Regions from separate parts of the Homo sapiens genome. Here all the other regions are linked to region 3. A link is a loop called in an ENCODE intact Hi-C map of the cell type or tissue named here. Cell type or tissue: OCI-LY7. All regions are shown on one strand. Region 1 has its middle 130 kb from the start of HS3ST2. Region 2 holds the start of CRYM (crystallin mu). Region 3 has its middle 45 kb from the start of METTL9.

What was found. Peaks named below come from ENCODE experiments on the same cell type or tissue, not always from the same donor. Only the 100,000 strongest peaks of a DNase experiment are listed, where the experiment ranks them.
Region 1: a loop joins it to region 3, with 40 times the contacts of the local background. A loop is called at or near these places in 3 of 110 quality-filtered maps.
Region 2: a loop joins it to region 3, with 4 times the contacts of the local background. A loop is called at or near these places in 6 of 110 quality-filtered maps.

Annotation. Positions count from the first base shown.
Region 1 is chr16:22,944,688-22,952,687 of GRCh38, reverse strand. No RefSeq gene overlaps it. Among named protein-coding and RNA genes, the nearest start is that of HS3ST2, 130 kb to the right of the region's middle. RefSeq lists an enhancer at 3,623-3,672. In OCI-LY7, CTCF peaks have their summits at 3,496 and 3,709 (motif pointing right); a DNase peak (open chromatin) is centred at 3,747.
Region 2 is chr16:21,274,124-21,282,123 of GRCh38, reverse strand. It overlaps CRYM (crystallin mu), which reads left to right and starts at 3,834. Exons shown (of 8, transcript NM_001376256.1): 1 at 3,834-4,042; 2 at 4,540-4,693; 3 at 6,530-6,592. The coding sequence starts at 3,873. RefSeq lists an enhancer at 3,833-4,042. In OCI-LY7, CTCF peaks have their summits at 3,565 and 3,764 (motif pointing right); DNase peaks (open chromatin) are centred at 3,803 and 5,823; H3K4me3 peaks cover 840 bases.
Region 3 is chr16:21,550,542-21,558,541 of GRCh38, reverse strand. No RefSeq gene overlaps it. Among named protein-coding and RNA genes, the nearest start is that of METTL9, 45 kb to the left of the region's middle. RefSeq lists enhancers at 3,449-4,259, 7,001-7,502. In OCI-LY7, CTCF peaks have their summits at 3,300, 3,515 (motif pointing right) and 7,871 (motif pointing left); a DNase peak (open chromatin) is centred at 3,601; H3K4me3 peaks cover 694 bases; H3K27ac peaks cover 1,035 bases.

The sequences.
Region 1 (8,000 bases), 1.4 Mb before region 3:
CTAGCTCATTTATCTGCAGCCAGTCACTTGGTTTCCTGGTCTTATAAATGAAAGGATATTTTCTTCACTTTGCCTAAAGGAATTTCAAACAATTTTTTACTTCTGTGAAACATTTTTCCAAATTTGTACCACTTTATCTTTGTGGTGCCTTTTTTCTCTTCTGTCTGCTGAATAACCTCTCTTGAATGTGTATATTTCTTCCAATAAATATTTTCAGACCTGCAGCATTTTGTACAGGATTTACTAAATTCATCCCTTTTGATTATTTTTGTCTCCTTGATTTTTTTTTGTTTTGTACTATGCATGTCTGAGTAAACTTCATGAGCTAAACCAAGTTTGTATGTAGTCAATGTTCTCTCCTGTTTAAGAAGGCACTGGCATTTTGACAGCAAGGATGAAGACATGTGGTAGATGGGTTCAGAATTGTATTGAATTCCACTCTATTTTTCAAGATATTTAATTCATAAAGTAATTTTGGGATCACGAGACATAATGAAACATATAACATTACAACCAAATATATTTATGACTAAATTATAAAACTTTGCAGGAAAGGCCTCTAGACAAGCTGGCAAAAAGTCATTAAAGTATTTGAACATTGATTCAGTCACTAAATATTTACTGAATGCCTCAAGTATACTAGGGATACATCAAGGAATGACAGGCGGCTACTCTCATAGGATGCCCATTAGGGCAGTGGAGCAGAGTGGTTAGAGGCAGGCTTTGGAGCCAGTAGTATGACTAAGCAATTGACTTCATTGTCCCTCCCCTGAGCCTCAGTTTCCCTATCTGTAAAATGAGGATGATCAAAATTCACATGGCTGTATTAGAAATGAATGAGCTCGATGTATACAAAGTGACACAGAACTGGCAGATAGGGAATGCTTAAGGAGTGGTAGCCTTGTTGATGTTACACAAACTTCCCTAGCATGAGGAAGCAGGGCCATGAACAGAGGTTGCTTTTGTGGAGAAAAGTGTGACAGTAGAGAAAAGGAGAGAGAAAAGGAAAGATGGTGGCCAGGATGAAAAAAAGAGTTGTTTGTTTAATTCTGGAAACTTAAGTATGCCCATTGGCAGGGGGAGGATGAAAAAAATATTGAAGACTCAAGAGAGATGGGACAATAGGTGGAAGTCAGTCTTGGAAAACAGGACAGAGAAGTTAGACTCAAAGGAAAAGAGGAGATGCTTCTCCTGGAGTGGAGACGAGGTCTGGAAGGAGAGCAGGAAGATGCTCAAGAATCTGGTTGCAGAGAGGAGGAAGTTGGGGTATCTCTGTTGCAGGGGCCCCTTGGTCTCTATTAGGAGAAGGAGGCTTATGAGGCAGCTGGAGATGGTTGGGGCAAGGTTGGCAAAGTGTGAGCAGCTCTGGACTGAGTCCTTCCCTCGGGTCCTGCTCCAGGGGACAATGGGTGCTGATAGACCAATGGCAATGGGCAGAAACATCCTCTCCTTTCCTGGCCTTTAGAGCGACTGCCTTCAACATCCTCCTCCGCCCTCGAAAAAAGAAGTCATATGATTTTGTAACAGTGACAGAAATCTGACGTAGCTGGCTCCATCTTGCTTCTAACCTCACAAGAGAACTGCCTTTGCTCAATCCTGCACATAGGCCAAGCTAACTATGGGACAAATGTTGTTTCTAATTTAATTTCAAAGCAAGGATGAGAGTGGCCCCTTCCCAAAACTAAAACCCAAGGAGATGAGGATGTACATACAAACAACAATGTTGAATTAAATATTTATAGGGGCATCGTGATCTGACCAAGGACAAAGAAGTTCTGCAACCTCCTCGGACTCCTGCTGATGCCCAGATGTCTGTGGTCACCAGTTCCCACTGAGCTCAACCCCACCTTGTTCCCCCTTCCCCAATATAAAAAGAAGCTTCAGATTCATGCCTTTTTTATTTTTATTTTTTTATTTTTTTGAGACGGAGTCTCGCTCTGTCACCAGGCTCAAGTCCAGTGGCGATCTTGGCTCACTGCAACCTCTGACTCCCTGGTTCAAGCGATTCTCCTGCCTCAGCCTCCTAAGTAGCTGAGAGTACAGGTGCGTGCCACCATGCCCAGCTAATTTTGTATTTTTAGTAGAGACGGGGTTTCACCGTGTTTGCCAGGATCGTCTCGATCTCCTGACCTCATGATCCGCCTGCCTCAGCCTCCCAAAGTGCTGGGATTACAGGCGTGAGCCACCGTGCCCAGCCCAGATTCATGCCTTTTAAGGCAGCTTCTTAGGACATTGGTCTGCCGTCTTCTCAGCTTGCTGGCTTTCCAAAATACAGTCGCTTTCCTTGCTCTGACTACTTGTCTCTCAACTTACTGGCTGTTACGCAGTGAGCGGTCCAAGTCTGGACTCAGTTACAAGTTCCAAACTGAGAAGCATGCATTTGTTGGTCCAGGCTTCCTAGGAACCTAAAGGCAGCCAAGCGGTCTCTCTGTTCCCAGAGTTCTCCAGTGAGAAGGAGAAGCTGGTCTAGTGTCCTATCACCACACATTTAATGATTTGCCATTTGCCATTTGCTCAAAAAAGGCCAAATGAGCTAACCTGACTTGCAAGACCCATTATGAGCTGCTCTCCTCCCCCACCACTTCTTACCACTCTTCCTCTCTCCAGAGGGGGCTCAGGTTTTCCTGTGTAGAAGGCAGGCTGTTTTGAGGTTACCATGAGCTATGACTGCACCCTTGCCTCAAACTATACTTGCATTATGCTTTGCATAAGGCTGAGACAACCTCGATTGGCCATCTCAAATAATGGAGGCAGTGAGATGACAGAAAACATGGAAGCCACTCATTGGCATCTCTTACTTTGTGTGTCAGTCACGTGGAACTTGGCTTGGTTCCTCTTATAACTGAGGACTGAGAGTCTGTGCTGTGTCTGTGCTCACCCTGGGGTCTTCATCCATGCTGTTTCTTCTGCCTGGAACATATTTCTCTTCCTTCCTTCCTTCCTCCCTCCCTTCCTTCCTTCTCTCCCTCCCTCCCTCCCTTCCTTCCTTCTGTCCTTCTTTCCTTCCTTCCTTCCTTCCTTCCCCTCTTTCCCCTCCTTCCCCTCCTTCCTTCCTTCCTTCTTTCCTTTTCTTTCTTTTGACAGGGTCTTGCTCTGTCACCTAGGCTGGAGTGCAGTGGTACAATCATAGCTCACTGTAGCCTCCAACTCCTGGGCTCAAGTGATCCTCCCACTTCAGCCTCCTGAATAACTAGGACCACAGATGTGAGCCACTATGCTTGGCTAATTTTTTAAAAATTTGTTTTGTAGAGGCAGGATCTTACTGTGTCACCCAGTCTGGTCTGGAACTTCTGGCATCAAGTCATCCTCCCGCCTTGGCCTCTGAAAGTGCTGGGATTACAGGCGTGAGCCACTGTGCCTGGCCCTGGTACACACTTCTTGACCATACTTTGCCTGGATAACTTCTACTCATCCTTCAGATCTTAACTGAAAAGACTGCTCCTCCAGGCAGCCCTCCTTCCTTCTCTCCCTTTTCACTATCAGTTGATCCTGTATTATGGTAGTTTGTCTGTCTCCTGTGCTAGACTATAGACATCTTTTGTACCCCAGCATCCTGCCCAGTTCCGTGCTCCTGGCTCAGAACAGAAATTAATAAATGTCTGTGGAATGACACGTCAAATGAATGAATGAATGAATGAATGAACGAACGAACGAAGGAAGGAATGAACGAACTCCATGTGGCTCCAAAGAAACAGTGAGCAACTCAACCTGTAGGTGGCGCAGTTGAACAGGCGACCAGAGTGGGAAGGGCTTATGGCCAAGGATCTGTCACCTTTGTTGCTGTTAAGCCACGTGGCGCATGATCCCTGTGCAGTTGGCTTTTGAGGCTGAAATCGTGACTTTATCTTTATCAAACTGTGGGTGCTGTGGAGTCACCCGGGATTACCTTAAAACCATTGGTTCTGGAGTTGAACTATTCGAGTTTAAATCCAGGTTTTTGCTCCTTCCTGCTGAGAAACCTCCGGAAAGTCATTTAACTTCCCAGAGCCTCAGTTTTGCCCTCTGAGAAATGGGCACGATAGTAACAGTACCTGCTCCCTCACAGAGCTGCTATTAATACAAAGATCGAAAGGGGAGTGAGTCGCTCAGGCATGCCTGGCCCAAAGCAGGGGTGCAGGCAGCTTAGGGATGACGAGTGTCGGCAGGTCTCTGTGGCGTCTTCCTCCCCATCCTGCGCCATGGGGCGCGCGTGCAGGCTGCGCTCTGCCCGCCAGTCCTGGCATAGCCTCTCCTGAATGCGCGGAGCGGGGTGCAGCCGAGGTTTCTGGGATTTCGAGCCTACTGGGGAGTCGCAAGGAGGCTCCAGAGCTTGCGGACCCATGGCTGCTCCTCTGATTGTGAAAGCAGCGCTGCGGCTCACAAAGTGGCCCTTTCAGTGGTTTTTGCAGCAGCAGAAAAGCGCCTGCAGGCGGCCGGGTTCCTCTACGGTGACCTCCGAGCTGGTGGTAAATTGCATCTCTCGACAGAGGTGGCTGAGGGAAGCGCCGGGATCAATCCTCACCCGGGGAGGACAGGACTGGAGTGCTGGACCTGCACGACCCTGAGTGCAGTGCGGTCGGGGTGGAGGGTCCGCTGGGGATCGGCCATGCCAAAAGGCATGCTCTGGAAGCCAGGCCACGACAAGTCCTCCCAGTCCCGCGGAATGCTGGGGAAGGAGGAGACTCCACCTGGAGCCCCCAGATCCTAGGAACTCTTGGGGTGGTTGGAAGTGTTTGGAGGATGGGCTCAGAAAAGTGGAACTTGGATTCTGGAGCTGAAAGGGGCTGCAACTCCAACCAGAAGCAGCCCTCATTATCCCGTTTCTGCTGAAGGTCCAGACAGGGGTTGGTGTCACATTAGGGGGTGCTGTCATAATAACATGAGAGCTGCCAGCATCAGCCCTGCACCCAACACACTTAGGGGTGATTCAAGCTTTGCCTCTTACTAACTGTGACTTTAGGAAAATTATTTCCTTGGGCCTCAGTTTCCTCATCCGCAAAATGGAATTATAAAGTAGCTTCCTCGAGTTGTTGTTGCTGTTACAGGATTGGCACACACAGTTTGCTGCCGATCCTAAGCCATGCAGAGGACTAATCGATCCACACAATCGTTCCCGCTAAGCCTAGATAGACTCAATGTGGTGCTCCACACTCTGATCAATTAGTGCACAGCATGAAACCTTCAGGGCATCACTGGCCTTGGGCCTTGCCAAATCATGGGCATCAAACTTCATTACAATTAGATGTTTTTAGCCTCTTTTAAGAATGAAGAATCTGCAATTGCACATCACTGTGGTTCAAATTTCATTGCACTAGAGAAGTGTGTGTTGGCCAATATATAAATGTACATATCTTCTCAGCATTATTTAGAAGATGACAATGTGTCTGGGGATATTTCATCTGCAGAATCTAATAAACTCAACATCATTAGATATTTACATAAAACAAATGAAAATGTTGATGTATCATTTACCTGTTAGGACGTATTATGTAATAGCTCATCAGGTTGGGAAAATTAGATGAGATAATGTATGTAAATCACTTAGCATGGAGCCTGGCACATGACATTTGCTCAATAAAGGTTAACTAGAGTAATATTAAGACATAGTGAAGTTGAAATATTGATATGGTTTGGCTGTGTCCCCACCCAAATCTCATATTGAATTGTAGCTCCCATAATTCCCACCTGTTGTGGGAGGGACCCAGTGGGAGATAATTGAATCGTGGGGGCAGTTTTCCCCATACAGTTCTCATGGTAGTGAATAAGTCTCATGAAAGCTGATGGTTTTATAAGGGAAAACCCCTTTTTCTTGGCTCTCATTCTCTCTTGCCTGCTGCCACATAAGACATGCCCTTCACCTTCTGCCATGATTGTGAGGCCTCCCCAGCCACGTGGAGCTGTGAGTCCATTAAACCTCTTTTTCTTTATAAATTACCCAGTCTCAGATATGTGTCTATCAGCAGCATGAAACCTAACTAATACAGATACAGTGGAGTTCACAGAGCTGTGACCATGCATCATTGTTTTGTTAGGATTAGGTTCTGCTGCATAAGCAGAATCTACTCTGCTTGATGCCACATCCTGACTTCATTCCTTCCCTTCCCAGTCCTACTTTCTACTCCCCTGCAGGCTTTTCCTAAGAGCATGCCTAGTAAATTACCTTCAGATGAATCATTATTTTGAGGCTCCTAGGGAACCCAATCTAAGAACCACCAACACTCATGGACATTAGGATCGATCAGATTCTAAGCCAGTTCAACCAATCACAACTCAGCACCTCATCCTTGCTGGTCACATTCACATTATCAATAAAAGTTAATATTTGTGCCAGACACCGTACTAACTGCTTGATATATATTAATTCATTTGATCCCTACAGTAACTCTGTGAAGTAGGTAGTCTTATTATCCACATTTCCAGATGAAGAACTGAGAACCAGAGAAGTCAAGTAACTTGTTCAAGGTCCCGCAGGTAATAAGTGGCATGGCCTGAATTCAAACCTAGGCAATTTGGGTTTTTGAGTTTGGGTCTTAACAGCATGCTCTGTAGCTAGTCACTGCAATGCACCCAATAGAACTCAGTAACTAAATAGTAAGAATTGTTAATGTGAGCAACAGAGACCAATTGGGAAGTGAATTACCCATGGCTAATATAATAATTTGGTTGGAAAAGCAACCAAAGTGTCTATAAGAAAGAAATTTTGAATAAAGCTGTGGGCAAAAAAATAAAATAAAATAAAATAAAATAGAGCAATTTTGAAAAAAAAAAAAAAAAACAGCAAGTTTGTGTATCATGGTTTTCCTGGGGGTTTTGCTGGGGTTACCTCTGACCTCTGGACATCCTGCACATATTAACACCACACACACACACACACACACACACACACACACACACACACACACGTGGAGATGTTGTCTTTACAAAGCTAAAGAAGCCCATGCTATTCTCATGAGGCCTCTGTTGTCTGAATTCCTGCTCACAGAAGCTGGGGCCATCTTATCTGGGTGATAGCCAAGAAAGATGGTGTTGGGGGTTACTTGAAGCTTGAGCTAGGATGAGGGAGACAGGCACAGAGATGTGGACTGGAATGTCCCAGATAGCTTCTCTCATCACATGTGTGGGGGTTGTGCTGAGATGGCTGAAACAGCTGGGTGCCAGCCAGCACCTCTCTTTCTCTTACTCACTTTCTTTTCACGTGGCCTTTTTTGTGACTGGCTTCAGCTTCCTCACAATATGGTAATTTCAGAGTAATCTGACTTCTCACATGGGGAAAGCATCCCCTCAAGAGTGCAAGCAGAGGCTGTCTGGCCTCTCTTAAAGGCCTAAAAAGGGCACAGCATCTCTTCTGACAAATTTCTTTGATCCAATCAATCATAGATTTGATCATAGGTTCCAGGGAAGGGAAAAGGATCTCCCCTCTCAACCAAAAGAATGGCCAAAAAGAATGTTTGGCCATCTTTACCCTGCCACAGACTGTGGTTTAAGCAAGATAGACACAAAGTTTTATTGTTATTAAGATGTTGAGATTGTTTGTTACAGCAACTGGCTTATGCTGACTAATGCACCTTGTCATCACTGCATGTATAGAGGGTTATTCTCATCTTCCCTCAGAAAGGGTCATCTAGTAAATGAAGCAAAACTGAGAGAGAATGGAAGACACTGTCCAGGGACTATTCAATCTCTGTTTCTTCTCAAGACCTCAATTCCTGATCTTCTTCCACCTCCTTTTGCATTGAAGAAAAATAAGTTCAAGTAAGAGATGTATGAACTCTCATATTTGGTTCACAGAACAGTTTTCACCAGGGAAGTTGAGCTAGTAGTCAAAGTGATTAAAGCCATTTGGAGGTAATGAGCTCACCATCGCTGGGAAGAATTTGTGCAGAGGCTGGTGTCATTGGGATGCTGGAGTTGAAATCCAACCACTATCCCTTCCACTACCGAGGCTGCTTTTCCTCAAACCCAAAGAGATCCCAGTTTGGTGGAAGTCTTTTCCAGCCCATGAGACCACCTGGGTAGAAATC
Region 2 (8,000 bases), 280 kb after region 3:
ACTCATTCACTATCATCAGAACCGCAGGGGAAAGACCCGCCTCCATGATTCAGTCATCTCCCACTGGGTCCCTCCCACAAGATGTGGGAATTATGGGAGCTATAAGAAGAGATTTGGGTGTGGACATGGAGCCAAACCATATCACATGCCTTGGCCAAGATCAGAGACAGGCACTTTGAAGGAGGAGGGTTGGGGTAGGAGCTTTATGCTCAACAGGTTGGCTAAATATACATATTCAACAGGTGAGAGAAGAAGCTATGAATATTCATGAAAGTGGTCCTGATGCATGTGTATTTAACAAACATGCATGTTACATACAACTCATGTTCATTTTGGGGTGGTTGCAGCATTTAAATGTATTACAATTCAGCCTGATACGTCAAAAGGTCTTTTCAGGACATGAAGGCATGCAAGTGTGCAACCTCTGTAAGTCAGCCAGAACCATCCTATAGTCGGTAGTCTTATCAGGAGAAAGTTACTGAAATCAGTCTCTTGTCCAATCAAGCTGTAGTTATGGCTGGTGGAACAAGGGGTCGGTTAGTCAATATCTGTGATTTGGATGAGTTGTAATTGTTTTAATATTGCATATCTTCAGCCGGGCACGGTGGCTCATGCCTGTAATCCCAGCACTTTGGGAGGCCAAGGCGGGTGGATCATCTCAGGTCAGGAGTTCGAGACCGAGACCAGCCTGGCCAACATGACAAAACCCCATCTCTACTGAAAGTACAAAAATTAGCCGGGGGTGGTGGCATGCACCTGTAATCCCAGCTACCTGAGAGGCTGAGGCAGGAGAATCACTTGAGATCATGCCACTGCACTCCAGTCTGGGTGACAGAGAGGGACTTTGTTTCAAAAAAAAAATTTATATATATATATATGCACATATATACATATCTATATAGATACATAGATACATATACATATCTATATAGATACATAGATACGTATATATGTATATACATATATGTTTGTGTATATATATATATACAGAGAGAGAGAGAGAGAGAGAGAGAGTGAGAGAGAGAGAGAATCACTCTGTTGTCCAGGCTGGAGTGCAGTGGCACGATCTCGGCTCACTGCAACCTCCACCTCCCTGGTTCAAGCAATTCTCCTGCCTCAGCCTCCTGAGTAGCTGGGATTACAGGCACATGCTACCACACCTGGCTAATTTTTGTACTTTTTGTAGAGATGGGGTTTCATCACGTTGGCCAGGCTGGTCTCAAACTCCTGACCTCACATGATCCGCCCGCCTTGGCCTCCCAAAGTGCTGGGATTACAGGTGTGAGCCACTGTGCCCAAGCCATGTTCCCTATCTTCTCTGAGCAGGGCTGGGGAAAACAAAAACAAAAATATTGCTTATCTTCAAGCCAGTGCTTGTTTAGCTGCTGGAGAAAACAAAAACTCTGTGGCAGTTAGAACATAGCTTTTTTCTTTAAGTGTAAGGGTGCGTGACTTAACCCTTCCTGGCATGGCCTTAGATCCTGTTTATAATTTGTTATCGTATTGCCACAAAGAGTCTGTTCTGTCAGTCTTGTGATCTCTGTATTAACATTAAGGCTGCTCAGTTGTGTCTAAACTCTAAAAGGGAGAGGATGTAATGAGGCATATCTGATTTGCCATCCCATCATGGCTGGAAACTAAGTCTTTAAGGTTTTTCTGGGGTCTGCTTGGCCCAGAGGGGGTTCATTCAGTAGGTGGGGGGCATAGGATTTTATTTTTAGTTCACATTCACAAAAACAAAGGGCCAAAAAAGTCTTACTGTGTCACACAGGCTGGAGTGCAGTGGTGCAATCTTGGCTCATTGCAGCCTCCATCTCCCGGGTTCCAGCAATTCTCCTGCCTCAGCCTCCTGGGTAGCTGGGATTACAGGCACCCGCCACCACACCCAGCTAATTTTTGTATTTTTAGTAGAGAGAAGATTTTACCATGTTGGCCAGGCTGGTCTCGAACTCCTCACCTCAGGTAATCCACCCACTTGGGCCTCCCAAAGTGCTAGGATTACAGGCGTGAACTATCATGCCAGGGCTATATGTCTGTGCTTTCTAAACCCAATAAATGTGATGTAATATTAATGCTAACAGCACACGTGATGGGCCAGAAACATTTCTATAAGCCCAGCGGCTCTGGGCATAAATTTCTAGGGATGGTGAACCGAAGAAACAAAATTGTGTCATTGAAATCAGCTTTTCCCAACCACCAGTGTCTTCTCTCTCTCTCTCTTTCTCTCTCAGTGTTCACTTATTACATGGCTACTCTGTGCCAAGCACTGTTGCTAAACACATTATGTACAATTTCTCATTTCATTGGTACTGATTTTGACACTTACTCATCCACTGTCTTTTATCATGATGTGACCATTTCCTACAAAATGCCCTATGTAGCTTCCAACCAAAATACCACAAAGCACAACTTCAGCAGTCCTGCCTCTTGACCTTCTCCCAGGCTCTGCTCTCGCTCATCTGTTCCATCCTTTGCATTGGCAGAAGACCCATCTTTCTAAATGCTTACTCTCTTGGAGCATGTAATTTCTTTCCTAGGAATCACCATTCTCAGCTGCCTGACTCCAAGAATCGTTCTCAGTTTTATCTTCTGATGCTCCTAGACCTCAGCACCTTATTCCAGCCTAACACATCTGGCAACTCACTGTTCCCAGAGCTATTCAACATGCCTTCCACCTCAGGGCTTTACTTGGCCTGTAATGCCCTCTTCCTCTCTTTCTGCCAAAGTAGCTTAATGATTAGGAATATAATTCTGAAGTCCAACCATGGGCAAAGCCAGCTCCTCTGCTGACTTGGTGGATGACCTTGAACTAAATTTCTTCCCTTCTCAGAGCCTCCAATGGACAGTAAAACTAATAACAACACCTCCCTACCTTAGAGGTTGTTGTATAATTAAATGAGATAATATACATAAAGTGCATGGTGCAGTATCTGGTACATAGTAAAGATCAATAACCTGATGTTATCATTGTTGTCGTCACTATTATTATTTCAGACCTTGGTTTCTCCCCACTCTTTCATGAAGCCCTTATCTAACCACTCCAGGTCAAAATCATCTCTCTTTTCTTTGAATTAACTTACTTTTCCTATCACTGATTTGATGACTAGGATTTATTGCCTTAAGCTTTACATCATTCCTTTCCGATTTTATTTCCCCATCTCAGGTAAAAACTCCTGGAAGAAAAGATCCTGCAATTTGGCTTTTTGTGAGATGGAAAAGATTACACCTTGCCCTGCAAACTTCCCCCCTTTAAAGGCGAAGGTTTGTTAGGTTAGTTAGCCTGTGAGAAAACTGTGCGTTCTTAGCAATCAAAGGCCAGACATCTGGGGGTACAGGGGGGAGGAAGACTAGGATAAGAGACTCTAGACGGGGACAGAATTAAAAGGAAAAAAAAATTAAATAAGCCTCCGTCTCCTTTTATCTCCTAGCAGTAGGCAGTAATTTAATAAATAAAGGAGCCCCGTTAGCGTTTTCCCTGTCCATTCTTTCCCAGGCACGGTGACCTAGACAGCAGCAAAAAGCGAGTTAATAGGGAGGGGTTATGTAGGAAGCAAAAGTCAAGGAATGTGGCTACAGCTGATTACAGGAACTGAGAAAGTGGACCAAACAATATTGACTCCCAGCACGCCACCGCGATGTCCATCTTGGGGAATCCGTTGCTGGAAGGGACCCATCTCGCCCACCCTTAGGGGTCGAGGTGGGCGAAGGGGGAGGAGAGGGCTGGCGGGGCGGGGCGGGGTTGCTCCGCCCCCGGAGGCTGGGCTGTGACCAGCAGGCGGCTCCACAGAGCAGCGGGCGCGCTCATAAAGGGCACAGCCGAGGGTACGTGGATCGCGGTGCGGAGACTGAGGTTAGAAGGCACAGGTGGCGAGATGAGCCGGGTACCAGCGTTCCTGAGCGCGGCCGAGGTGGAGGAACACCTCCGCAGCTCCAGCCTCCTCATCCCGCCTCTAGAGACGGCCCTGGCCAACTTCTCCAGCGGTCCCGAAGGAGGGGTCATGCAGCCCGTGCGCACCGTGGTGCCGGTGACCAAGCACAGGGGGTGAGTGAGGAGGGTCGGGGTCAGGGGCAGGAGAAACTGGAAAGCGGGGAAAGGAGGAGCAGGAAGAGGAGGGGTGGGAGAAGGGAAGAGACGGCTTGCCTAACCGTTGCTAACAGCTGCCACTTTTAATAGGCGCTACCCGGTGTGCTAAGTGGGCGTTTTACAGGTGTTACCTTGTTTATTTCAGCACACTCTCCACCTAGGGAGGTATTGATACCACCATTTGATTGGTGGAAAACTGAGACTCAGAGAGGTTAAGTGACTTACCTAAGCTTACACAGCTACTAAGTGGCAGAGCTGGAAAGGTTTTCTGATCCAGAGCCAGACTTCTGAACATACTGTGCATAGTGTCTAAGGGAAGGGCAGAGGGATGCGGGGGCTGGAAGAGGGCCAGTGGGGTGGTGAGGAAGGAAAGAAAAAGGAAAGTATATGGATACTTTCTAAGAGACCCCAGCATTGATGGGAAGGGGCTGAAGCTGCTCCCTCTCTCCTTGTAGCTACCTGGGGGTCATGCCCGCCTACAGTGCTGCAGAGGATGCACTGACCACCAAGTTGGTCACCTTCTACGAGGACCGCGGCATCACCTCGGTCGTCCCTTCCCACCAGGCTACTGTGCTACTCTTTGAGCCCAGCAATGGCACCCTGCTGGCGGTGAGCAACTTCCTGTCCCGGGGTGGAATGGGGCCCCTGGGCCCAGATTGAAGCTCAAAAGTAAGTTCTCCGCAGCAGGGGGAGTCTTGATTGTGACTACGCGTGCCCCTCTGCAAGTGACTGGATACCAGCAACAGTGAAGGTTATCTGTGTCCATGTATCTATTTCTAGGACTGCCTGAGGATGCATAACACGGCACCAGCGCCCACTGCTGCCTCAAGCATGTGACAGTGTGGAAATAATAATCTTGTTGTCATTCTTGCATATGTCCTTGTCCTATACTCAGTTGCCCCAAATACGCAGCTTGAATGAACCCATTAGCCAAGGGAAGACTTACTTACTGAATCCTTGTCGACATGGAAAAGAAGGGGTGTTCTATAATCCCTGGGAGTCTTCAGAGGGGTATACGGTGTGACCTGTTTTAATATCTAATCATAGTTTCAAAAGGTAGCAGTAGCTTGTGTTTATGGAGTACTTTTTATAATGCATCAGGCACTTTTCTAAACATTTCACATTTATTAATCCTCTTAATACTTAAAACTATTCTATGATATGGGTAATATGATTACTCCCACTTTATAGATGAGGAAACCGAGTCAGAGCAACTATGTTCAACTTACCGAGGTTTATGTAACCAACAATTAGCATGGTTGGACTTCAGAGCTGCTCAGTCTAAGTCCACGGTCCATAGGTCCAGACTCTTCTAAGACCACCGCCATTTTAACTGCTACATATTGGGCACTTATGTGCCAAGAAGGAGACGCTGATCACATTCAATTCTGCAAAATTCCTCTATGGGTGTTTTTATTAACTCCCCTTCCCCCCAATTTCTGTTGAGGTCCTTGAGGCTCAGGTTAGTAGAGTCACTTTGCTTGAGGTCACACATCTGGTTAGTGAAAGACTCAAGAATCACTCCCAGGTGTGACAGTTAACTCTTAAGGTCTGTGCGCTCCAAGCTGGGTCTTACAATGTCCCTCCTTTTCCCCTGAATTTCTGGATCGCCAAATAATCTGGCCGTTTAACACTCCTTTGAGAATATCTAGCTTTCCCCAACTTACACTCATCCAACCGAGATGGCATTCATACTACCTGCCAACAGCGGTTCCCTAGGGGGGTAGAACCCAAGGCTTTGAAACTAGATGACAGCTGAATCTGCTCAGTGACTTCGTGATTCACTTCCTCATCTGTAAAATGAGGTTGATGATGCCTATTTTTTGATGATCAGCTGAGATGAATAACAGGGAGAGGAGTGCAGAGGATGGTTTTTACTAGCGAGGCATAATTTTCAACCTTCGCTGTGTATCGGAATCACCTGGGCTGTCTGGGTCTCACTCCTGGAAGAGATACAGACTGGGTTAATCTAAGGGTGGTATCTGAGCATCTTCACGAAGCTTTCCACATGTGCAGCAGGAACGGAGAGCCACTAAGAGTTTCATGGCCGTTGTCCAGATGTCAATTGGCAACCTTCTCTCTCTAGTTCCTTCTTAATTTGGTGTTTTGAGAATCCTAGGGCAAGAAAAGAAAATGGGCAGTTCTTGAGGGCTCACCATGTGCTAGATGTTTCCAGATATGCCAGTGCATTTAATCCTCACAATAACCCTCTGAATGGCTGGCATTATCTTTTTTACAGGTGAGGAAACCAGTGCTTAAAGATTAAAGTGTTTGTTCAAAGTTGCATATCTCGTAAGTGGAGGAATCGGATCCAGGTCTGACGCCAAACCCATGCTGTTTGTAGGATGCTATAAAACTTCCTAAGCTAATATTTTAGAACTGTTTCTTCTAATTTATGCAGTGGACAGGGGTTCCCCTTGCTCACTGTCTCTCTTTTCCTCCAAGGTCATGGATGGAAATGTCATAACTGCAAAGAGAACAGCTGCAGTTTCTGCCATTGCCACCAAGGTAAGATGAATGGCTGGCTGTACCATTAAGGTGAGCTGTCAAGTGGGGTCTGGTGTCTCAATCTTGAGAGACTAAAGGAGAAGTGGGGAACTTATTTTGGTTTCCTGTTGGACATAGCTGGAACTCCAGATGTCAGATATATCAGTAATTCACGAAATTATTAGCTACCAATTAGTGTGCATGACCAGATTTCAAGTACCTTATGTGCATAATTCTCAATCTTCCCATCAGTCTTGAAGAATCGAAATGAGAAATTCTCTCCACCTTCCAGGTCAAGGAATATGGCTCAGAGAGCTTCTGTGAATTGCCCAGGATCACACAGCTAATAAGTGCTAGAGTAAGAATTTAATACTTGACCTCTCTGGCTTCCAGGACTGGCTTCTTGTCCCTGTACCACATTGCCCCTGGTAAGACAGTATAATTGTCCCATAGACCAAAGCTAGTACTACACAAGAGGCTGAGTGAACTGAACATATCCAAGCCAGATCCCTGTATTCATTCGACAAGTATTGACTGGGCTTCTATCATGTGTCAGGCACTGTTCTAAATGTTAGGGAAATGGCAGTGAGAAAAACAGAGGGGCACACACAGGGGAGGTAGACAATACCAATAAAAAGGAAAACACAGGCTGGGTACAGTGGCTCACGCCTGTAATCCCAACATTTTGGGAGGCTGAGGCAGGCGTATCACTTGAGCTCAGGAGTTGGAGACCAGCCTGGTCAACATGGTGAAACCTCGTCTCTTGTAAAAACACAAAAATTAGCTGGTCGTGGTGGTGGGCGCCTATAATCTCAGCTACCCGGGAGAGTGAGGCAGGAGAAACGTTTGAACTCAGGAGGCAGAGGTTGCAATGAGCCCAGATCGAGCCACTGCACTCTAGCCTGGGCAAAAGAGTGAGTGTCTTAAAAAACAAAACAAAAAGGAAACAAAACAAAACAAACAAAAACATCTGTTGAGTTTAATAATGTGTTAAATAGTAATAAATAATATGTAATTAAATAATTAGTACATATTAATAAATGATTAATAGCGTGCTTAGAATTTGCTAAAAAATAAAACCAACAATAATCCAAAAAGCCACATAACATGTTAGGTGAAGATAAAGCAGAAGTGAGAGTATTGGAGAAGCTGTCACATTTTACATTATCCAAGAAAGGCCTCCCTGAGAAGGTGACATTTGAGTCAAAGCTGAAAGCAGTGAGTTAGCGAACCATGCAAAAACACGGAGGGGCACTCCAGGCAGAGGGAACAGTAAGCAATGGGGGTGATGATGTTCCCAAGCAATGTCAAGGCATCCTATAAGAAAAACAGCATTTTTAAAAGTTAGAGTTAAGAGGATGAGGCTTAGGAAACAGGGTGTCTGTGGGAACGATTGGAGTCTGGAGTCTTTCACATTAAATGTGGAAGT
Region 3 (8,000 bases):
TGACAGAGCAAGACTCTGTCTCAAAAAAAAAAAAAAAAAAAAAAAACCCTGTTGGGGTTTGTTGGCGAAGGCCCCCCTTCCTTTTGCCACCACGGGCGCCAACCCTGTTGCCCTTCCAATCCCATCTCCCGCTGCCCCTGACAGTGCCTTTGCCAGCTGGTGCTTCTGCCTGTTCCGTCGTGGTGGCTGCTCTCACCAGGGTCCTTTCCGCTGGTCGTCCCTTTCTGCCTGGAGCTGCCATTATCTTCACCTGACAAATAGAAACCCATCTTCAGGGCTCCACTGAAACGCCGCTTCCACGGGGGCCCTCCCGGGCGTCCCAAGCAAGTTTAGGGCCCCAAAGCCCACGCCCTCACCTCTCAGACACACAGCTTTTTATCTCTACCACCGTCTGACACTCCTGGATTCCAAGCTCTGCAAGGGCAAGTCAGAGCCTAGAGCCTCCTCCCTCTGTCCCCCGTACTGAGCGTGGTGCCCGGCACGCGGGAGAAACTCAGCGGGTGTTTTTGGATGAATGAGGGACTTTTCTTCTTTTATGCTTGCATGGCTGGCAAAGCCCCTTCTCATGGACATGTTCTTAAGACATATTTATCTTTCGACATCCTTACGTGCAGGTCTTACCTTGAGACTCGTGGTATTTGTTTCGGGGAACTGCGGATCTCTGCTGTAGTGAGATGATGACGATGCCAGTGATGATAGCAATTTTATTTTATTTTATTGTTTATTTATTTATTGAGATGGAGTCTCCCTCTGTCGCCCAGGCTGGAGTGCAGTGACGCAACCTCCACACCTCCCGGCTTCAAGCGATTCTCTCACCTCCGCCTCCCAAGTAGTTGGGACTACAGTCGCGTGCCACCACCCCCGGCTAATTTTTGTATTTTTAGTAGAGACCGGGTTTCACCATGTTGCCCAGGCTGGTCTCAAACGTCTGACCTCAAGTGATCTGCCCGCCTCAGCCTCCCAAAGTGCTGGGATTACAGGTGTGAGCCACCGTGCCTGGGCGATGACAGTAATTTTAATAATAACAATAACACCAGTCATAATAATAGTAAGTGGCTACCATTATTTGAGCTCTCACTGCATGCCAGGGACTGTTAGGGAGGTACTTTGTAAGCATCACAGTACTCAATCCTTGCCATAGGCATCATTATCCTTTTACAAATGTCTAGTCTGGGCCACAGACCTATAAAACAACTTGCAAAGCCCCACCGTGTGAAGCCAGGATTGGAGCCCACATTTGCCTGGCTTTCAAACCAGTGCCAATATGTGATGGTCTCAGAGGCTAACTTCCAGGGAGCAGTCTAGGTTCCGTCATCGCCGAGTTCTGTGGGCAGGGGCTTGCAGTGGCTGCGGCCCCTGCCTGCCTGGGGAGGTGGCACACAGAAGCCCTCAGCCTTCCCCATTTACAGCTTGGGAACGTGCATTACCCCCGAGAGTGGCACCGGAAGCAGACCGGTCCCTTGCGGCATCGTGTTATTTGAAATTTCCAGTAATTAGAACATCTCAAACTTCTCTTGTACTAATTTTAAGCCTTCAAACAACCCGTGCCTGCCAAAAGCCTGCTCATCTTGGTAAAAGCCCCGAACTACAAATAGATAGCTATTAACAGCATCTGTTGTAATAGCAGAGACAATATTCTCTGGGGCCAGCACGTCACCGCCTGGAGCCGACCCCAAACGTCATCTGTTATTATGTTTGGAGAGTCTGGCACGCGCTGAGGCAATCGTTCAATTATATCTCCATGAGCCGGTTCTGACGCACCTGCTTGCACAGAACGCTGAGGCAACAGTGGCCAGTGCTGCCCGGTGGACCAGCCCTGCCGATAGCAGAGTCTGGGGGATGGGGGCTGGCAGCTTAAAGACCCCTTTTCGTGAATTGGGCTTGCCTTTTTTTTTTTTTTTTTGATTAAGGAGAATATCCTGACATTGTATTGTCATTACGAAAAGTCACTTTAGGCTTGGCACAGTGGCTTATGCTTGTAATCCCAGCATTTTGGGAGGCTGAAGCAGCAGATCCCCTGAGGTCAAGAGTTCAAGGCCAGCCTGGCCAACATGGTGAAACCCTGCCTCTACTAAAAATACAAAAATTAGCTGGGCATGCTGGTGGGTGCTTATAATCCCAGCTACTCGGGAAGCAGAGGTGAGAGAATCGCTTGAGCTCAGGAGGTGGAGGTTGCAGTGAGCCAAGATCTGGCCATTGCACTCCAGCCCAGGTGACAGAGCAAGGCTCCATCTCAAAGAAACAAAAACAAAAACAAAATTTAGTGGGGTGTGGTAACACTTGTCTGTAGTCCCAGCAACTCAGGAGGCTGAGGCAGGAGAATCACTGGAACCTGGGAGGCAGAGGTTGCAGTGAGCCGAGAGCACCCTACCGCACTCCAGCCTGGGTGACAGAGTGAGACTCCACCTAAAAAAAAAAGAAGTCACTTTGAGATTATTTTATCCAGGTCTGCAGCCTTAAATTGGGTCCCTAACTTTACTGGCAAGGCAAGTAGCAGAGTTTGGCCTGAACCCTACTACAAAAGCTGAGGGCCTGGACCGTCAGACCTGGGTGAGGTTGCCGGCTAAAATGGGGCAGGTGACCGAACCTCTCTGCGTCTCAATTTCCTCATCTCAAAGTTGGACTCACAGGACCTGCTCTGTAGGGCCATTGTGAGGAGTTCATCCTGGGAGGAACATAAAGTTACCTCGCAATGCCCAGCAGGTAGCAGGTGCCCAGTGAAGGCCAGCTCCTCCGCCGCACTCTGGTATGCACCAAGCCTTCTCCATCACGACAACGACGTGAGCTCATGGACAGGATGCGTGGTGCCCGGGACACGCCAGAACCTGGCCAGCGAGAGCCTTTGCCCCTTAATCAGCTGTTTCACCCCATGAAGGCTTCAGTGGCTTCCAGTTCGTTGTTTTTTGTTTGTTTGTTTGTTTGTTTTAGAGTGCTTCCTTTATGTCAAGCGTTGTGCTAAGGACTTCGTATTTCCCATGTGACTTAATCGTAACAGCAGTCCTATGGTGGGGGTTCAAGGATCATCCCCACTTTACAGATGGGGAAACTGAGGCTAGGAGGGGTGCAAAAGCTGGACCTAGAGCACACAGTTTGGGAGTGGCGGCCCCAGCTTCTGAACGTGCGTCCGACTGCACACGGTTTGGGAGAAGTGACCCCAGCCTCTGAACGTGCGTCCGACTCCAGACCCCACTCCTGCCCCCATGCTGTATTGTCTACAGGAAGAGCAGCGAAACACGGCTTTCCAGTTTTTAAAGAAATACGCTTGGCATTTTGCTGGTGGGCGGTCTTCGCGGCGCAGGTCTAATTTTGGAATTTACAGTGGGATTTAAAGTTTTCAGTGAGATTCTCTGTTTCACCTTGAAAGAGGCTCAAGGTGTATGAATCCCACACTAGACTGATGCTGAAGAGGAGCCTGTGGAATCCGCACCCGCTGGCATTTTCAGTAAAAAGGCCTCTGTGTCTTCCTGATATGCGTGCGCCCCGCGCGGGCCACGTTGCCAGGTTCCGGGTGCCTCTTCACCGAACTGCCACCAGGGGCCGCTCCAGCCCAGCCCGAGTTATCCATCGGCCACCGCACCTGCTGTTCCCGAAAACGCAGCGGCCCAGACTTCCTTTGCAGTTACCCTCTTAGAAGAACGAACGTTTCGCTTCCCTCCTCATTTGCGTATCATAGAGCCAGTGAGACACAGTAGCCTTTTTGGGTTTTCCCCTGAGCGTGCTTGGTCCCCAGCCCAGGGTGGCCGCCGTTTCAAGCAAGTCCCTTGCTCAGGTACAGGGGTGCAGATGCCCCGAGCCAGCCTGAGGAGGGGCCGCATGTCCCGAGGGCCCCATGGTTCCCCTCAGGAGGCAGATTGGAAAGGGCTGACTTGTCTCTTACTCCAATGAGTAGAGAGGCGGAGGATCCAGCCCATCAGAGGCTGCCGCAGTAAAGAATTCTGTGACAGGCTGGGTACGGTGGCTCACGCCTGTAATCCCAGCACTTTGGGAAGCCAAGGGGGGCGGATCATGAGGTCAGGAGATCGAGATCATCCTGGCCAACATGGTGAAACCCCGTCTTTACTAAAAATACAAAAAAAAAAAAAAATAGCCGGGTGTGGTGGTGCCCACCTGTAGTACCAGCTACTTGGGAGGCTGAGGCAGGAGAATCTCTTGAACCCGGGAGGCGGAGGTTGCAGTGAGCTGAGATCACGCCACTGCATTCCAGCCTGGGCGACAGAGTGAAACTCCGTCTCAAAAAAAAAAAAAAAAAAAAAGAAGAAGAAGAATTCTGGGACAGCTCGGGGTCGGGAAAGGTGAAGAGATGCCTGTGGGCTCCAGCCCTGCTGGAAACCCTTGGGAAAGTCTTCTAGCCCCAGAGTTAGCACAGCACCTTACCCTGCAGAGGCTCAGGGCTCACAAGTCCCTTCTGGTCCCAGCAGCTCCTGTTCCTGGCCCTTGTTGGTTGGCCACATTCTGGAGGGTGACTTTTCTACTAGGTTTTGTGGGTGGGGGTCTGGCAGGCATCGGCTGTCAGTGGACTTATGCCTTATGCAGTTGGCGTCGCTCTTTGGAACCCTATTTATGTGCCTACGTAGAACCCTAGAGTGCTTGAGCTGGGACCAGGAGAAACGTGTAGTAACTCTCTTTACACAGATGAAGCTGCGGAGCCCCTGAATGGTGTGCGATGCACAATCACCACCACTGCCATCATCAGACAACACTTTACAAAATGCCTCCTGCCTTGTCTCCATTTATCCTTCCCGCTCTTCTCGTTTAACAGGTAGAGAGGCTTAGGCTCAGAGAGGCTAAGCTACTTGCCCAGGGTCACACAGCAAGTTAGAAGCAGAGCTGAGTTGCAAATCCAGGTCTTTAACTATTTCTGTGTTCTGTGGACTTTCCTAGAAATCCCAGGCGGTTCCCAAACTGCCGTGGGAAAGGCTCGATTCCACTGTAACACACAGAGCTGCTTACCGACCGAGTGATTCGATGAATAAATCAATGAACTGACTAATCCCATTCATTCCTGTATTCATTCATCCCGTGAGGGTTCGTTGTGTGCCTTCAATGACCCCTTCCTGCACTAAGTCGTGTTGATACAGTGATGGTCCAGACGGAAACAGCCATTTTTGTTTGTTTGTTTTTGGTTTTTTTTGAGACTGAGTTTCGCTCTTGTTGCCCAGGCTGGAGTGCAGTGGCGCGATCTTGGCTCACTTTAACCTCCGCCTACCAGGTTCAAGCAATTCTCCTGCCTCAGCCTCCCAAGTAGCTGGGATTACAGGCACCTGCCACCACACGTGGCTAATTTTTTGTATTTTTAGTAGAGGTGGGATTTGACCATGTTGGTCAGGCTGGTCTTGAATTCCTGACCTTGGGTGATCCTCCCACCTTGGCCTCCCAAAGTGCTGGGATTACAGGCGTGAGCCACCATGCCCAGCCCAGAAACAGCCTCTGTCCTAAGAGTGCAACTGGATGGGACTTAACTCAGTCTTACAAATGACATCTACCAGGCTGGGTCCAGTCTAACTTGTCCATGAAGCATCCATCATCCCTGCCTTCTAGGCATTTCTATTCTAGAAGAGATGATACAGACATGCATGAATTTCCACACAGTAAACTTATCATGAGTGAGCCCATCCCAAGAGCGAGAGGCAGACCCCCTGGCAGGCTCCACCCTCAGCCACCCATCAATGCACTTTGATGCCGCTGGGGCTGGTAGGCTGCAAACCCCCTTTCTACCACGGACACAGGCCGAGGCGAAGCGAGCACAGAGCTCACCGTGCTTGCATTTTGTGGTTCTGTAAGTTCCTTACATTGTGTTTTGGAGGCCAGGCACAGTGGCTCACGCCTGTGTTTTGTTTTTGAGACAGAGTCTCGCTCTATCGCCCAGGCTGGAGTGCATTGGCACGATCTCGGCTCACTGCAACCTCCACCTCCCAGGTTCAAGCGATTCTCCTGCCTCAGCCTCCCAAGTAGCTGGGATTACAGGCACCCACCAACACACCTGGCTAATTTTTTGTATTTTTAGTAAAGACAAGGTTTTAGCATGTTGGCCAGGCTGGTTTTGAACACCTGATCTCAAGTGATACAACTGCCTTGGCCTCCCAAAGTGCTAGGATTACAGGCGTGAGCCACTGTGCCTGGCCTAACAAAGTGATTTTATGTGCTGATTGTGTGAAGCACTCTTTCTGTGTATTTTTAAAAATTGAGATGTAATTCATCTGTGTATATTTAAGGAGAATAGAAGACTTGCTCATAATGGTAGAATTTTAAAACTACATATGACTCCGAGGTTGCTCCAGACCAACACTGAGATTTTGAGTGAAGAGGGGCAGTGAGCAGCTCTGTGGCTTGGTCCAGCACTTGCCTAGCCCCTGACTGGACCAAAGCCAAATCCATTTTCCATTTTCCAGTTTACACCTTGGTGCCTCCAACTATGAGTACTTTTTTTTTTTTTTTTTTGAGACTGAGTCTCACTCTGTCGCCCAGGCTGGAGTGCAGTGGCACGTTCTCAGCTCACTGCAACCTCCACCTCCCAGGTTCAAGCAATTCTCCTGCCTCAGCCTCCTGAGTAGCTGGGAGTACAGGCGCCCGCCACCACACCCAGCTAATTTTTGTATTTTTAGTAGAGATGGGTTTCACCACGTTGGCCAGGCTGGTCTCTAACTCCTGACCTCAAGTGATCCACCCGTCTCGGCCTCCCAAAGTGCTAGGACTACAGGTGTGAGCCACCACGCCCAGCCCAAGTACTTTTGGTGTCAGGAAACCACCAGGAGTCAGCAGTGTCAAGCTCCCCAAGGCATTCGTCATGCGCTCAGTGCTTTCCTGGCTTTTGCCACAGCGGGAGGTGACATGAGCAAGGCGGGTGACACGAGGCTCCTCCACAGCTACGGGAGGCACTCGGGCCACCGCGAATTCGTGATCAGTGCTCCAGTTCTGCTGGCGCCTTCCAGCCTTGCCCAGCCATCCCAGGAGCACACTGTGCTCCTTTCAATGAAAACGTGTGGAATAGGTACCACATTTGTAGCAGCTGTTGATGGAAATCTGTTAGTGACAAAGTGCTTAGACACAGGAGAAGCCACCCACATCAGAACCCCTGGGGAGCTCGTTAAAAGGCAGACTCCCAGCACTACCTGGACCTGGGGATGGCAGCCATGACTCTGTGAGGCAGAGCCAGAGGCCTCAGTGAGCGATGCTTATGGCTGAGCCCCACGTGTCAGGAGAAGGAAGCTCCTGGGAGGCTGCACCTGGCACTGTGCCATGGAGAGGGGCACCCCAAGTCCTGCAGGTGGAGAGCGCTGACTCCAAGGCGAGTGTTTAGGGTGACTTAGGACGGAAGGAGTGTTCCAATAAAAGCTGGCCCTGTGGTGGGCCTAGATTAAGCAGGGACTGCCAGAGATCAGGACTGATGCTATAGCTCAGGGTCTGCTTATTTAAAAACCTTGCTCACCCAGGAGCGGTGGCTCACACCTGTCATCCCAGCACTTTGGGAGGCAGAGGCGAGTGGATCACCTGAGATCAGGAGTTTGAGACCAGCCTGGCCAACATGGTGAAACCCTGTCTCTACTTAAAATACAAAAATTGGCTTGGCCTGGTGGCACATGCCTGTAATCCCAGCTACTCAGGAGGCTGGGGCAGGAGAATCGCTAGAACCCAGAGGTGGAGGTTGCAGTGAGCTGAGATCATGCCATTGTACTCCAGCCTGGGCGATAGAGTAAGATTCTGTCTTAAAATAAAACAAAACAAAAACTTTGCTCATTGTGTTATTTTATAATGTTATTTGGTGATAGGATTTAAGCTGCTTTTAAAAAATATTTGGAAGACATCTTTTTTTTTTAAATTAAAGTCTGGAAATCTTATAGGACAGGCAGGCATCTCAGAAACTTTCTTTATCGATTTCTGCCTGCAGGGAGATGAGGCCCTCACCACCACCCAGTGGCAGCACTGGGACCCTGCCTTCATTCCACATTTACTGTGAACCTCTGGGCAGGCGCTGGGCTGGCGGGGGGCAGAGTGAATGGGAC